Linked DNA regions of Homo sapiens: region 2 is linked to region 1. The links are chromatin contacts, found by Hi-C or POLR2A ChIA-PET in ENCODE. All regions are on one chromosome and are shown on one strand. The core of a region is the stretch at or near the end of the contact, and the rest is flanking DNA. Distances in the headings are between cores, read along the strand shown. Region 1 holds the start of PLXNA1 (plexin A1). Region 2 holds the start of KLF15 (KLF transcription factor 15).

What was found. A loop is a pair of places that touch in the nucleus more often than their neighbours do. ChIA-PET counts read pairs that join two places held with the same protein, here RNA polymerase II (POLR2A). Pooled maps may share reads with other maps.
Region 2: a loop to region 1 is called in a map of CD8-positive, alpha-beta T cell, with 16 times the contacts of the local background. The contact joins the promoter of KLF15 here to the promoter of PLXNA1 in region 1. A Hi-C loop is called at or near these places in 2 of 168 maps with a recorded cell type or tissue (B cell and CD8-positive, alpha-beta T cell), 1 of 37 single-sample maps with no recorded cell type and 9 of 50 pooled maps. POLR2A ChIA-PET finds 5 or more read pairs at or near these places in 1 of 52 experiments (HEK293).

The regions. Positions count from the first base shown.
Region 1 is chr3:126,980,630-126,986,982 of GRCh38, forward strand. PLXNA1 (plexin A1) reads left to right here and starts at 2,486. Exons shown (of 32, transcript NM_032242.4): 1 at 2,486-2,658. RefSeq lists enhancers at 1,242-1,291, 1,552-1,881 and silencers at 1,932-2,151, 2,252-2,481, 3,497-3,576.
Region 2 is chr3:126,354,804-126,361,156 of GRCh38, forward strand. It overlaps KLF15 (KLF transcription factor 15), which reads right to left and starts at 2,605. Exons shown (of 3, transcript NM_014079.4): 1 at 2,434-2,605. RefSeq lists enhancers at 1,147-1,906, 1,907-2,666 and a silencer at 2,565-2,784.

The DNA of each region.
Region 1 (6,353 bases), core at 1,236-3,735:
GGACTTGCTCTGCCTTCACCAGCCATGAGGATGGATTTGCGCCCACACGTGTGCCTCGGTAGTCCGTGAGGAAAGAAAGCGCTCCAGTCTTGTTTGCCAGGGAAGGGAGGGGAAGTACAGCCCAGTGGCTGGGTCAAGACCACAGACTGGAGAAGCCAGACTCCTGGGATTAGCCTCCCAGCCCGGCCTCCTATCCACTGGGGAACTTGAGCACGTCTCCAGCCTCAGCCCACCCATCTGTAGAAGGTAGCAGAGCCAGCACTGTATTAGTGCTTGGGAAATAAAATAATAAATATAACTTTTGAGGAAGATGTTCTGCCTCATTCAGGGACATGTAAGTTAAAACCACAATGAGGCTGGGCATGGTGGCTCACACCTGTAATCCCAGCACTTTGGGAGGCCGAGGCGGGCAGATCACTTGAGGTCAGGAGTTTGAGACCGGCCTTGCCAACATGGCAAAACAAAAATTAGCTGGGCATGGTGGCACACGCCTGTAATGCCAGCTACTCGGGAAGCTGAGGTGGGAGGATCACTGGAACCCAGGAGGTGGAGGTTGCAGTGAGCTGAGATCGAGCCACTGCACTCCAGCCTGGGCGACACAGTAAGACTCAATGAGGCTGGGTGCCGTGTCTCATGCCTTTAATCACAACACTTTGAGAGGCTGTGGTGGGAGCATCACTTGAACCCAGGAGTTTGAGACCAGCTTGGGTAACATAGAGACCTCATCTCTTGAAAAAAAAAAATTAGCCAGGCATGGTGGTGCCCATCTGTAGTCCCAGCTACTCAGGAGGCTGAGGCAGGAGGATGGTTTGAGCCTAGGAGCTTGAGGTTACAGTGAGCTCTGATTGCACCACAACATCCCAGCTTGGGTGACAGAGCGAGACCCTGTCTGTCTCTAAAAAAAAAAAGCAGACAAGCAAAACCACCTAGTTGAAAAACCAGTTCATGCCACTAGATTTGCAAAACTAAAGAGTGCCAAATATTGGTGAGGATGTGGGACAGCCAGACCCTTCCACACTCCTGCTAAGCTGCTGGGAGTGTAAACTGGGGCTGTCACTTGGGAAGACGGTTTTGCTGTATCTCCTGAAGCTAGACAAATCCTACCCCGTGACCCTGCAGACCGTCCCTGGATCTAAAGGTGCCCACCGAGAGGCACACACAGGATGCTCATCACAGCTTTGCTCATCATGGCTCCAGATAGGCGACAATCCCATGTCCATCGGCAGGAGAATGGGCGAGCAGGAGCCCAACAAAACAGGCTGCGAAGACGATGCCTGCGAGCAGCTGCCCTGTGCCCTCACCACACAGAGCAGACAGAGCAAACAGCACAGGCTGAGTGACCCCGTTTCTGTAATGCCCAGAACAAGCCACCCAAAACAGCGTCCCATTCTGGGGTGCAAATATAAGAGGTCACACCCAAAGAAAAGCACTTAAAGATGAACACAAAAATGAGGGTTGTGGCTGCTCCTGGGGAGGGAGGAGCGGGGTGAGACGCGGAGGGACACCTGGGCCCGGTATGAGTCCATTCCCTTTCCCTGTTAACCATGTGAACTGTAGAGAGTTCCTCTTCTGTAGGGGTGACGTGATTCACACAGCAAAAACCGCACCCCTCAGGCTACAGATGGGGGCCAAGTCCCCAGCCGGGACTCAGCCCTCCCACGACGGGGTTTTCCTGGCCCATCTGCTCTGTTATCGATGCTCCTGTTGCCGGCTTCCCCTTCCTTGGCCTGGTTGCGTCCACCGGGAGGCCCTCCCGGATGCCTCCTGCCTGGGAGTGGCGGTTGTGAGTACAGTAACTGAGTGCTGGGTGTCTGCCCCTCAGCCTTGCCATGCAGGCTGGGGGTATTGCCTGGACAGCTCTGGCCCGTCACCCTGGATTCTGCAGCCCCACACCTCACACCGTGTAGATCCGCTGCCCCACGCTACAGCCGGAGTTCGCGTCTCGCCACGCCTCTGCCGCGGGACTTTCCTCCCTGGGCTGCGTCCCCAGCCGGGAATGCGCCACCAGCCTGGGGCCTGCAGGGGGCGCCCGGGCTCCCCGCGCAGGTGCCCGCCCATCTGACAGAGCGGAACGCGCGAGGCCGAGAGCTGGGAACACCCGGCCCCGCAAGGTCTGGGAACTGCGATTGCCTCCTTCAGCCTCAGTTTCCCCCCCCGTGAAAGGAGGCCATGCTCCTAGCCTGGGCACACTGAGCCAGGCCCTGTTCCTGGGGTCGCGGGCTAGCCCGCTCGAGAGCGGGGGGCTCCCGGAACTGCCCGCGCGGCCCCGGCGCCCAGAGAGTTGAGGCGGGCAGCCGTATCGCCCTTTGAAGACGCGCGGTGGGCCCCTGCAGGCGCGCGGCGCGGGGCAGAGCGCCCTCTGGAGGCCGCCGCCGGCCCCGCCCCCGCCCCGCCCCCGGGCTCTGGGCGGCGCATGCGCGCGGCGCGGGGCTCCGCGGGCGGCGAGAGCGAGGCCGGTCCGCAGCCGCGCGGCGCTCGGCGCCCCATTCATGCTGGGCATCGGCTGCGCGGCCACGCAGCGGAGCCCGGGCGCGGCGGCGGCCTCGGCCTGGGCGGCCTACGCGGCTTCGGCGGCCCCGCGGCGGGGCGGACGGCGGCGGCGGCGCGGGCGGCTGGGCGCGGCGATGGCCGGCGGCGGGGCGCGCCCCGGGGCGGCGGGTGAGTCGGGGCGCAACTTTCCCCGCGGCGCGGGACGGTGGGCGGGGGCCGGGCCGGGCTGGGGTCCGGGGCCGGGCGGCCCGTGGGTGGGCGCGGGGCGGCCTCCGGCGGCGGCCCTCTCGTGAGGCGGCAGGCAGGGGGTGTGCGCGGGGACTGCGGCGCGCGTGGGGACTGCGGCGCGCGTGTCCGCGGCCCGCGTGTCCCTGCGGCTCCGGCCCAGGCGTCCGCGTGTGTCCGGGCGCGGTCGCGGCGCCGACGCGGAGAGACCGCACCCCCGTGCGGCGGGGCTGGGACCGCGGCCCGGGATCCAGCGCCGCGGCCTCCCCCGCCCCCCGGCCGGGCCCGCCGAGCCCCGCGGCAGCTCCGGGGTGGCGGGGGGCGGGCGCTGCCCCTCCACGGAGGCTGGGGAGAAAGTTTGCGGCGGCCCCGCGGGGAGGCCCCTGCGGTGTCCAGGCCCGTCCCGGCCGCTGGACCTCGGCTCAGACCTCTGGCCGCGGGCGAGGACGGGGTGGCCAGGCCCGGATAGGGATCGGAGCCTCCCAGCAGGGCCGCGGGGGCCGGAGGAGGTCGTGCAGGCTAAGCCCCCGGCCGGCCCTGGGGCGCGGGGTGGAAGTTGGAGCGGCTTCCCGACCACAGCTGCCACCGCTCCCACTGGCCCGGAGTGCGGGGAGGTGGGCTCTGGGTGCCGCCCAGGAGGCCGCCCCGCTCGGGCCTCCTTGGCCTCCCCCTCTCGGGGCCTCTCCAGGGTCAGCCGCTTCTCCCGGAGGCTTCCGATTGCTTCCTGGATAGTCCCGGGCCTGATGTGCGGCGAAGCTGGAGGCAGCGGGCCGATCCCGGGCTGCCAGGGGAAGGGGGAGTGGGGACTCCAGGGAGGCCCCTCGGTCGGCGTGAGGTCCCAGGTGCAGCCCTGGAAAGGAGGGGAGGGGCTCCGAGGGGCGGCCCCGGGCGGCGATCTGCCCCAGGCTCCTGTGTGGGGTTCTGGGGCCACGCCCCTTGAAAGAAAGGGGTGTGTGTGCCGGGGAGGGGACGTGGTCGAGCCTCTGTCCCCTCAGCGCGGCTCCTGTGGCTCAGGCTGCTCCGTGCTGCCCCATCTCCTTTCACACGTAGCCGGTTTGGGGGTCGGTGCAGGGATGGGGCGCAGTTTCTGCTCCCCGGGCCCTTGAGGAGCTTGCCTCAGGTCCCCTCGATTTCCTGCGGCTTGGGGTGTGCGGCAGAGGCCAGGTGCTGCACCAGGGGCACCAAGATGCTGCCCGGCCCTTGAGGAGCACCCAGCCCCCTGCCAGAGGCAGGCATGTGAACCAGTGATTCGCTGCAGGGCCAGGCTTCCATTCCTGGGGGGTGCCAGTGGGGCCCAGGAAGGGCGTTTTGGGCAGAGGACAGCATGGGCGGAGGCCTGGGTTTGTGGCCTCAGTGTGTGCTCTGGGGGTGGGGGACACATGAGGTGCCTGTGGACAAAGCAGACAGCCCTTTGCTGGACTCCTGGCCCCCCAAGGTCGTTGCCTGCCTGTTTTGAGCCCCCAGGAAAGCCCCCGTGCACAGAGCAGCTTAGAGCAGCTGGCCGGGAGGAGCGGGTGCCCCAGGGGAAGGCCTGCAAAGGTAGGCACTTTTTCTCAGGAGCAGGACTCCAAGGCCTTCAGAGCCGGATCCCCTAGGACTGGTCGGGAGCAGAACCACTGGGACCACCTCCCATGACCCCCGTTGTGGGGGAGGCGGAGTGCCAGGAGCAGCTGTCTTCCCCCCCGGCTGCTGTTGTGAGCCACTGGGCAGGATGGCAGCCCCACACCCCAACCTGCCTGAGCCATAGCAGGATCTGGCGCAGGAGGACTTGGGGGGATTGGACTCTTCCTTGTGGGGAGGGCTTTGGGGGCCTTTGTTTCTCAGGGTGAGAAGGAGCTTTGGTGTCACTCAGGCCAGGAAAGGGAAGGGGACACTGTTGGCTTGGCGTTCCACCAGGCGGCGATCCCCTCCTGTCCAGGAGAGGAGCCCCTGGGCTGGGGCTCCTGCACGCAGACCGCGGGGTCTCTCTCCGCCTCTCTCTCCCTGGCTAGCCCCATCGGCATCCCAAGGCCAGTCTAGCCTCCCCTGCCCTGGCTCTGGCTCTGCCTCAGCCTAGAACAGCTCTGGCCATGCCGGAGAGCCACAGCCGTTCCTACTGCCCTCTGCACAGCCAGTGTTTCCCACCCCAGGCCTTTGCTCCTCCTGTTCTGCCCCCCACCCCCACCACGAATGCCCACCCTCCTGCACCAGCTCCCAGGCTACCTGGTCCTCTCTTGAGGCCTTTCCCCGGCCACAGTGGCCAGCTCTGCTCCTCGGTAGAGTGCAGCATCTGCCCATGCTCCCCTCCTAGCCCCGGCATGGGCCCCTGGCACCCTGGCACCTGGGCCCAGCTTTGGAATGAATGCATTTTTTCCTAGGCAGACCCAAGCCTATGAGAGTTGAGCCCTGCAGGCTGGCTGGCTGGTCCAGTCTCTGGAAGCTCGAAATTTGGGCCCTGCCCTGCTGGGACTAGTTGGGTGACCTTGAGTCTGAGCCCCAAGTCTTATACCCCTAAGGTGGAAGAAGTGGCCCAAGCATTGTCACTGGCCTTTATTAGATGCTGGGCATGAGGGACCCAGCCCTAGGCTCGGGGCTCCCCCTTTCTTGGCCGGCAACCCTGTGACCCCAGGCAAGTCCCTTCCCAGCAGACTTTGTTGGGGCAGTGGGGTGAGGGTGGAGTTTGGGGCGGTGGGCCCAAGACCAGGCTGGAGTTTGGATGGTGGCTTCTTAGCCTGGTCCCTCCTGTTGAATACAAAAAGTAGGGCCCATAATTGCATTAAGACGTGTATAATTATCCCAGAGGAGGGGAGAGCCCAGCCCCTGGTAATTGCAGGCCTGCTTTGAACTGATAAACGGTGAGTGATTCATGTTTTCTTTGGAGTTCACATGTGCTCAGCTCCCAGCCCCGGCCCCACTGCCACTGTGAGGAGCCTGTTTTCTGGCTCCCGGGTCTTCCTTGAGCTCTGAGGCGGGGGCGGGAGTGGGGACTCCTCCCCTGCTGTTCTTGGGGCGCTGTCCGGCAAAGGCAGCTGGCAGCCTGCTAGGAGCACCCTGCAGTTCCTGCTCTGGGATTCCAGCCAAAGCTCTTTGCTTCTGAGAGCCTCGGTTTCCCCACCTGAGCAGTGGGTGTGTGCTGTGCACACACTGGGCAGGGAGTGTGTGGGGAGTGAAACAGGAGTGAAGAAGCATGGGGGGCTGCCGCACCCAGACCTGGCTGGCCCTCCGCATACCCTTCATTCATTCGCTCACTCACGGGGATTTATTGAGTCTTCCTGGGTCCCTGGCTTGGCTTGGGGATGCAGTGGCAACCACCCAGAGCCAGGCCCTGCTCTCACAGGGCAGCCATTCTGGCCGGGAGAATGGGAGCAATAAGTAATAGAGACCCTTCACGAGTCCTGTGCTGCAGATGAGAACAGGGTGACTGAGCAGGGCGGGGAGTGGAGACAGGGGCACAGAGGCCTGGGGGAGGGGCAGGCAGCCCCACACTGCATGTGGGCACCAGGCACAGAGGCTGATGGGACTGTGCCCAGCTCCCTGGTAGACTTGGAGAAGGCATCCATCTTCAGGCCTCAGCTTCCCCATCTGTAAAATGGGGCCAGACCATACAAGGGGTGTCTGGGATGGTCTGTGCAAACTGGCTGGCTGAGGCTTGAACTCAA
Region 2 (6,353 bases), core at 1,355-3,854, 630 kb before region 1:
AGCAGGGGCTCCATTTCTGAGTCTGCAAGTTGTCTGCCAGGTGACCTCAGGCAGGTGCACAGCCTTTCTGTGTCTGTCTCAGTCTGTGAGATGGGGGTGCTTCCAACAGTGCCTGGTTCCTCAGGTGTTGTGAGAATTCCGTGAGCTGACGCTCACTAAGCACCCCCCTCAGGATCTGGCACACCGGCAGCACTCAGCCAGTGCCAGCCATTGGTGTCAGCCTGCAGGCACGGCAAACGTTCGGCCTCTGCCCCTCTACTGTGATGTTAAGGAATCAGGGGCCTCCAGCCCTCCTGGGACCCAGAGCAGGCCTTAGAGCCCTCCCCTGAAACGTGATCACTAACTGGCCATCCCATGATATTAAGTAATTACTGTTAATATTTTTAATTGTGATGATCATATTGTGGTTAAAGGAGGCCTTACCTTTTAAACATATAAACAGATATTGACAGATAAAGTGATCTAAAAAGTACAGTAGGGGGGCTGGAAGGAAACACCCTCCAATGGCTTCCCAAGGACAGGTGGCCCTATCTCCTCGCAGCAGCCCAGCACCTGGGCCCTTGGGACTCTCTGCAGACCTCACCACCAACTGCCTCTCTTCTAGTCCAGGTGTGCTCACTTCACTTCAGCCTCAGCCCGGGGCCACTGCCCTGGCTCTTCCCCCAGCACTGCAGGTGGGAGCTGCTTAGTTAGATCTCGGCTCAGAAGTCACCCCTGTGGGGGCCTCCAGGCCCACTCTGTTACATCATCCTATATTATACTCTTCCCTGCAGTTTCTACTGTGGGAAACTATCTTGGTGATGTGTTTGTGAACTTTCCTCCCTGTCTACCTTCCCATCAGAATATCAGCTGTCCTGACTGTTCACTCCAAGGCCATATCCCAGAGTCTAAAACAGGACCGGGCAAAATTTGCTGAATGAGTGAATGGAAGGTGCGGGGGAGAGCGGGGGAGGTCGGAGAGTAGGAATGGGTGGCCCAGGTCAGCCAACAGGGTCTTAATGCTGGGCTGAACGTCCCAAGGGGGAAGCACCCAGGCACTGACAACCCAGAAAGGGCTCTGGGATGTCCCAGGGCACCGGCATTAAAGAGAGGACACTCTAGGGCTGGAGCTGGCTCGGCCCCTGAAACACAGCAGCACGTGGGGCGGCCAGAGGCGCAGGCTGCGTGCAGGGGGAGGGGACACGCTGTTCCGGGCACAGTCCCCGGCTGGCCGCCGGACTCCGCCCCCTCCCCTGGCCCGGCCAGGCCTGCTGTTTATCCTCCCGGGGACACAGCGGCTGCAGGAACAACATGTAATTGATAACAAGCCCAGCGCCGGCCAAGGGCTTGCCATTGGGTCAGCGTGCAAATCACGGGGGTGGCGGCGGGGGCTGTCCTTCAAAATAAGAGTCTCCGGTCCCTGAGCCGCCCGCAGGCCCCAAAGTCGCAGAGTCCGGGCGTCCTCACACCTGTAGGGCGGCAGGGTCTCCCCAGGGGCCACCTGGTCCGGGGGGACAGGGGGAAGGAGATTTGAGGCTCTCAAACAATTGTTGATTTTGTCACCTCCGAGGGCCGTGGGAGAAAACAGCCCCTCTGTGCCCTCCGTGAGAGGGGGGTTCCATGAGTAACACCAAGGCGGGGAGGGAAGAGTGAACCGGACCACCATATGGGATGGGGACGGCCTCTCTGCCCCGCCGCCGCCATCCCTCGGTCAGGCCATGGCTTTGGTAATGTTCGGTCTGAGCGGACGGGGACTCAGCGTGGAGTGAGACGCGTGAACGGTGCGGGTGTGCGTGAAGGGGTGTGAGTTCCTGTCGTGTGACTGCGTGTGCGGGGCGTGGTGCGCGGCAGCCGCTGTGGCTGTGCGGGAGGCTGTCCGCGAAGGACTCGCGCGTGGAGCCGCCGTGGGTGCCGGCGGGTGAGGGGAAACGTGCGTGGGAAATGAAGAGAGCCGGCTCAGACCCCTTCTAGAGTCCTGGACCGCTGCCCGCTGGGCACCATGCCCTCGTCCCACGCCCCCCCCTTGCCCCCGACACTGCTGCGGTGACCGACAGTAACCCCTCCGTCTCCAGCCCCTCCGCCCCCCAACCCCGGGCTGGCCAGCGCGTCCGCTCTCCCCCTCCTCTCACCAGGCCGCGCCGGTGCCCACCATATGGGAGGGCCGGCCCGCAAGGCGCGCCACGGAATCGCCCGGCCAGGCACCGAGGCGGCGGCGCGGGCCTCAGCAAAGTGCTGGTGGGCGACCGGGGCGGGGGGGGTCACCTCCCCCGGGCCAGTCCGACCCCTGCCCACCTCCGCGGGGGCCCATCCCGCTCCTCCGACATTCCTCCAGCACTCGCGCGGTGCCTCCGAGAGCTGCGCGGGAGCACGGCCACGCGCCCCGAGGCCGGCCAGCCCTCTGATCACCCGGGGCCGCGTCCACGCGGCCGGCCGGCCCCGCCGCGCCTCTCCCACCTGAACTTGGCGCACGCCGGACCGGCGGCCAGGCCCCGGCGGTCCTGCGGCCGGGCGGGCTGGGCTGGGGGCGGCGGCTAGACTCTCGGTCCGGCGGCGGCCGGGGGCCGAGCCGCGGGTCCTGCGCTGGCTCGATCGCCCGCCGGCCCGCGGGTCGCTGCGGCGGAGCACTAGCCCGCCCGCAGCTCGCTGGGCACTCACTCCCCGCCGCTCACGTGACGCAGCGGGCGCCGCGAAGGCTCGCAGGAGGCTCGGCCCCGGGCGCGCGCCCCATTGGCCCGCGCTGCGCGTCACACGTCCCGCCCCGCCCTGGCCCCGCCCTGGCCCCGCCCCGGCCCGCCCGCGCGGCTCCCGGACTTGAGCGGCGGATGCTCGGGGATCCCGGAGCTGCCAGACGCGCACGCCCCCCAACACGCTGCCTGGTCCCTGGCCCGCAGCCACCTCCTTGCTTCCCACCTCTCGCCGCTGTCTCGCGGCGTCCACGAGGGCCGGCTTCTAAAGCTCGGTTCCCAAGGTGAGAACGTGAGACTGGCCTGAAGACTTAAGAAAAGCTCTGAGATCGCCCCAAAGTGCAGTCTGCGTGATTGAGCGGGAAGCGCTGGGGAGCCTGTCTGGCCCGGTCTGGCCCACGTCCCCACCTTCATCCCCAGCGCGGTACAAGCAGCTCTGTCCCCCGCTGAGTGTCAGATAAATCACTTGCCTAGAAGGACGTATTTTTGGATAAATACGGTATTGGGCTTTCAGCAGGACAATCAGTTACCCTCCGGAAATTGCGCGCGCTCTGCGCTGCCACCCTGCCCTCCAGGACTAAGGAGGTTTGCTGACCGGCCCCCCCCCCCCCCACCTGAAACCAATGACACCTTGTCTCTGGGGCACCTTTCTGAAGACCAAACAATGCTTCGCAGTCTACAAAAGCGTTCGTAGACTGCTTTAGTCCGCAGCAATCCTGGCTCGCATTTGGGTTCCCGCTTAGAGACAGGAAGAGTAAGGCTCAGAGTGGCTTGCCCAAGAAAAACACGTGGGCTGACGGTGCTAGGCACCCTGCTGTGCCCTTTAATCCACACTCCAGCTGGATCCTCAGCCAAGCACTTTACAGATGAAGAAACCGACTCAGAGAGGGCACCAGCCCTCCCCAGCCCCACAGCTGGGAAGGAGCAGGTAGAGAGGTAGAGCCAGGTCATCTTGCAGACACCCCCAGGCCACCTGTGCAGAGCTGTCCTACTGAGCTTCCTTCCTCTCCCCTCCTGGCACTGGGAGGTGGGGAGCATTTTCTCCTGCTTCTTCTTGAAGACATTGCTAGAACAGGAATTTTTAACCATACCCTTTCCAGGCTCTCTGGAATGCTATAGGTCTAGGCTTGCTTGACCAGGGATCTGGGGACACTGTGCACCAGGTCAGTGCCAGGGATTCAGCTGCTGCTGCCACTAGGAGCCAAACCAATGCGTTGCCAGAGGGCTTTAAGGACATTTGTGTTGAGGATGGTGAGAGGCTTTCTAGTTCACAGAAGTTGGAATGACCACTCTGGCATTACAGCAGCCCTGGCTAGCCTGGGCAGAACAGTGGAATTTGTCCATTTTCATAAGAGAAGAGATAGAGGCCTGTATTCCTCATTTTGTCTCAGTGCAGGTCTGGATTGGGCATAGCCACAGCACTTCTCCATCTGCCCTGCCCGCCCTCGGTCTTCACTCCTCACATACTCTCAGTCTAGTGCCTCCCATCTCCTTGGTGAAAGCTGCAGCAAAAGGTCAGAAAAAGCTTGGAAGCAAAGACACATCGTTAGCACCTTCAGCACACAGGGAGGAGGCCCCACTGGCTAGAAACTGGAGAACAGCCAAGATGGTCCTGTTAAAACCTGAGTCAGATCAGGTCCCTTCTGGGTTCAGAAGCTTCCAGCAGCTCCCAACTCACTCAGAGTAAGTAAAGCCCAAGTTTTCACCACAATCTTTAATGCCCTACAGCTAGGTACAGCATTTACCCCAAACCATATCTAAGGAGAAAAGCTCCCTCAATATAGTGGGGAGAATCTATCATTGAGATTCCTTGGCAGAAAGGAGAGAACAAAGTCAGGTGGTGCTCTTCAAAACAGATGACCAAAAACAGTAAAGATTTATCTTCATAGCAGTGAAAATCTCTAAGTTTCTTTTCTTCCAAAGCAATTCCTTCCCTACTTCTACATAATCAAGTATAGAAAAGGGCCTTGGAAGGATATAAATTATATTGGTTAAATATTGTATGACCTTGCCTATAAAACCATTTGGGCCTGGTGCCTTTTTGGAGTGATCTTTCTCCATGCTTGAATTTCACACATTTTACCAGGATATGTCTGACTCTAGCCTCCTTCTGTTTTCATTGTTACTACTCTATGCTTGGTGTATCCTTTTAATCTGGAAACTCAAGTCTTTCTTCGTTCAGGGAAACGTTCTTCTATTGTCTCTTGTTTCCCCCTAAACAGCTGCATGGATTGCTCCATCGCATACTCAGGTCTCTGCTCAGATGCCACCTTATCCCAGACACCTTCCTCACCCATCCCGTCTAAAACAGCACATCTGCTGCCCTCAGTTTCCTGGCCTCTGTTTATTTTGCTTCATGATCCTGATCTTTATATTATTTATTGATTTGTTTCTTGCCTGTCTCTCCTATCAGGAGACAAGCTCCTTAAGAGCATGGACTTGTATTTTTTTATTCACTGCTGTATCCCCAGAACCTAGAACACTTCTGAAACATGTTGAGGAAATGAGATTTTCTTCTTGCCCCAGTAAAGCTGCCAATGGATATGGGATCTTTGGAGAAGCTCTTCAAGGTCTGGTGCTCTCTTCCACAGTACTGTAGCCACCAATCTTGTCCTCATCCCCTGTTCCACACACATACCTGAGACTTCCAGCCTCCCCACTAGCTCATGCCTGCCCGGGGGTCTGAGCCCAGCCTGCCCTCTTCCAGGAAGCATTTTGAGGGCCCCATTCAGTGGCTCAATGGTCTGTGCACAAAGGGCCCACTGTGGCCATCAAGCCCTGTGACCTCCCACAGTGACTGACTTCTCCTCACCCTTCCCAGGTGGGAAGCAACAATTCCCCCTACTCTCAGCTCCCCTGTCCCCAGCCATGCTTCAAGGGTCTCTGGCCAGAGTCCCTTACCTTCTCACCACCTCTTCCTCTAAGGGCTGGGGTGCTGAAGAGATCCTACCCATTCTGGGCTCAGGAAGTGGTTTTGAGCTGGAGGCTAGGGAATAGGCAGGCAGAAGGGCTGCTGGTGCCCAGGGGCCAGGAAAAACATGCTGCAGGAGGTTCCTCAGGCTGGGCTGGACCGTTTCCCCACCAAGCAGACCCCTGGTGCTGTGTAGACAAGAGGTCAGGTCTGTTCTGACACCAGGCGACTCAGATGAGGGCCCACTCCTCTCTCATGACCAGTGTTGTCCCCACCCCCAGCCCCCCAGCCCTGAGCACACCTAGCTTTGAGGAACATCAGCCCAGGGACCTGGGGACCTGGTGGTCCAAGAAGACACAGAGAAGGGCTGAGTCCTGAGAGCCTCTGCCCTGAGAGCCTCTGCCCCTGGCTCTGAGCATTGGCAAAGCCCCAGGTATACCCCTGCCCGGAGGATCCAGAAGCAGCAGGGGCTGAGGTGGGATGAGAGCTCCAGCTTCCCCTGGTCCATGGACACATCAGTGTGGTGCTGGGGTCAGAGGGCTCCTCAGCTTCCCCTCATCCCCGTCTCTGCCATGAGTTGTGGTCTCTCTGACACCTGACAGATTTCCAGGCAGGCAGGCAGCCTGAACCCCAGCCTAGTGGGGCTGTACATGCGTGGCAGCCTGGACTCTGGTTCTTTCACACAGTCCCTCACTGCTGAGTGGCCTTGGGCAAATCAGTTTGTCTCTCAGAGCCTCAGTTTCCTCATCTATAAAATGGGTGCTCAGACCCCTATCCTA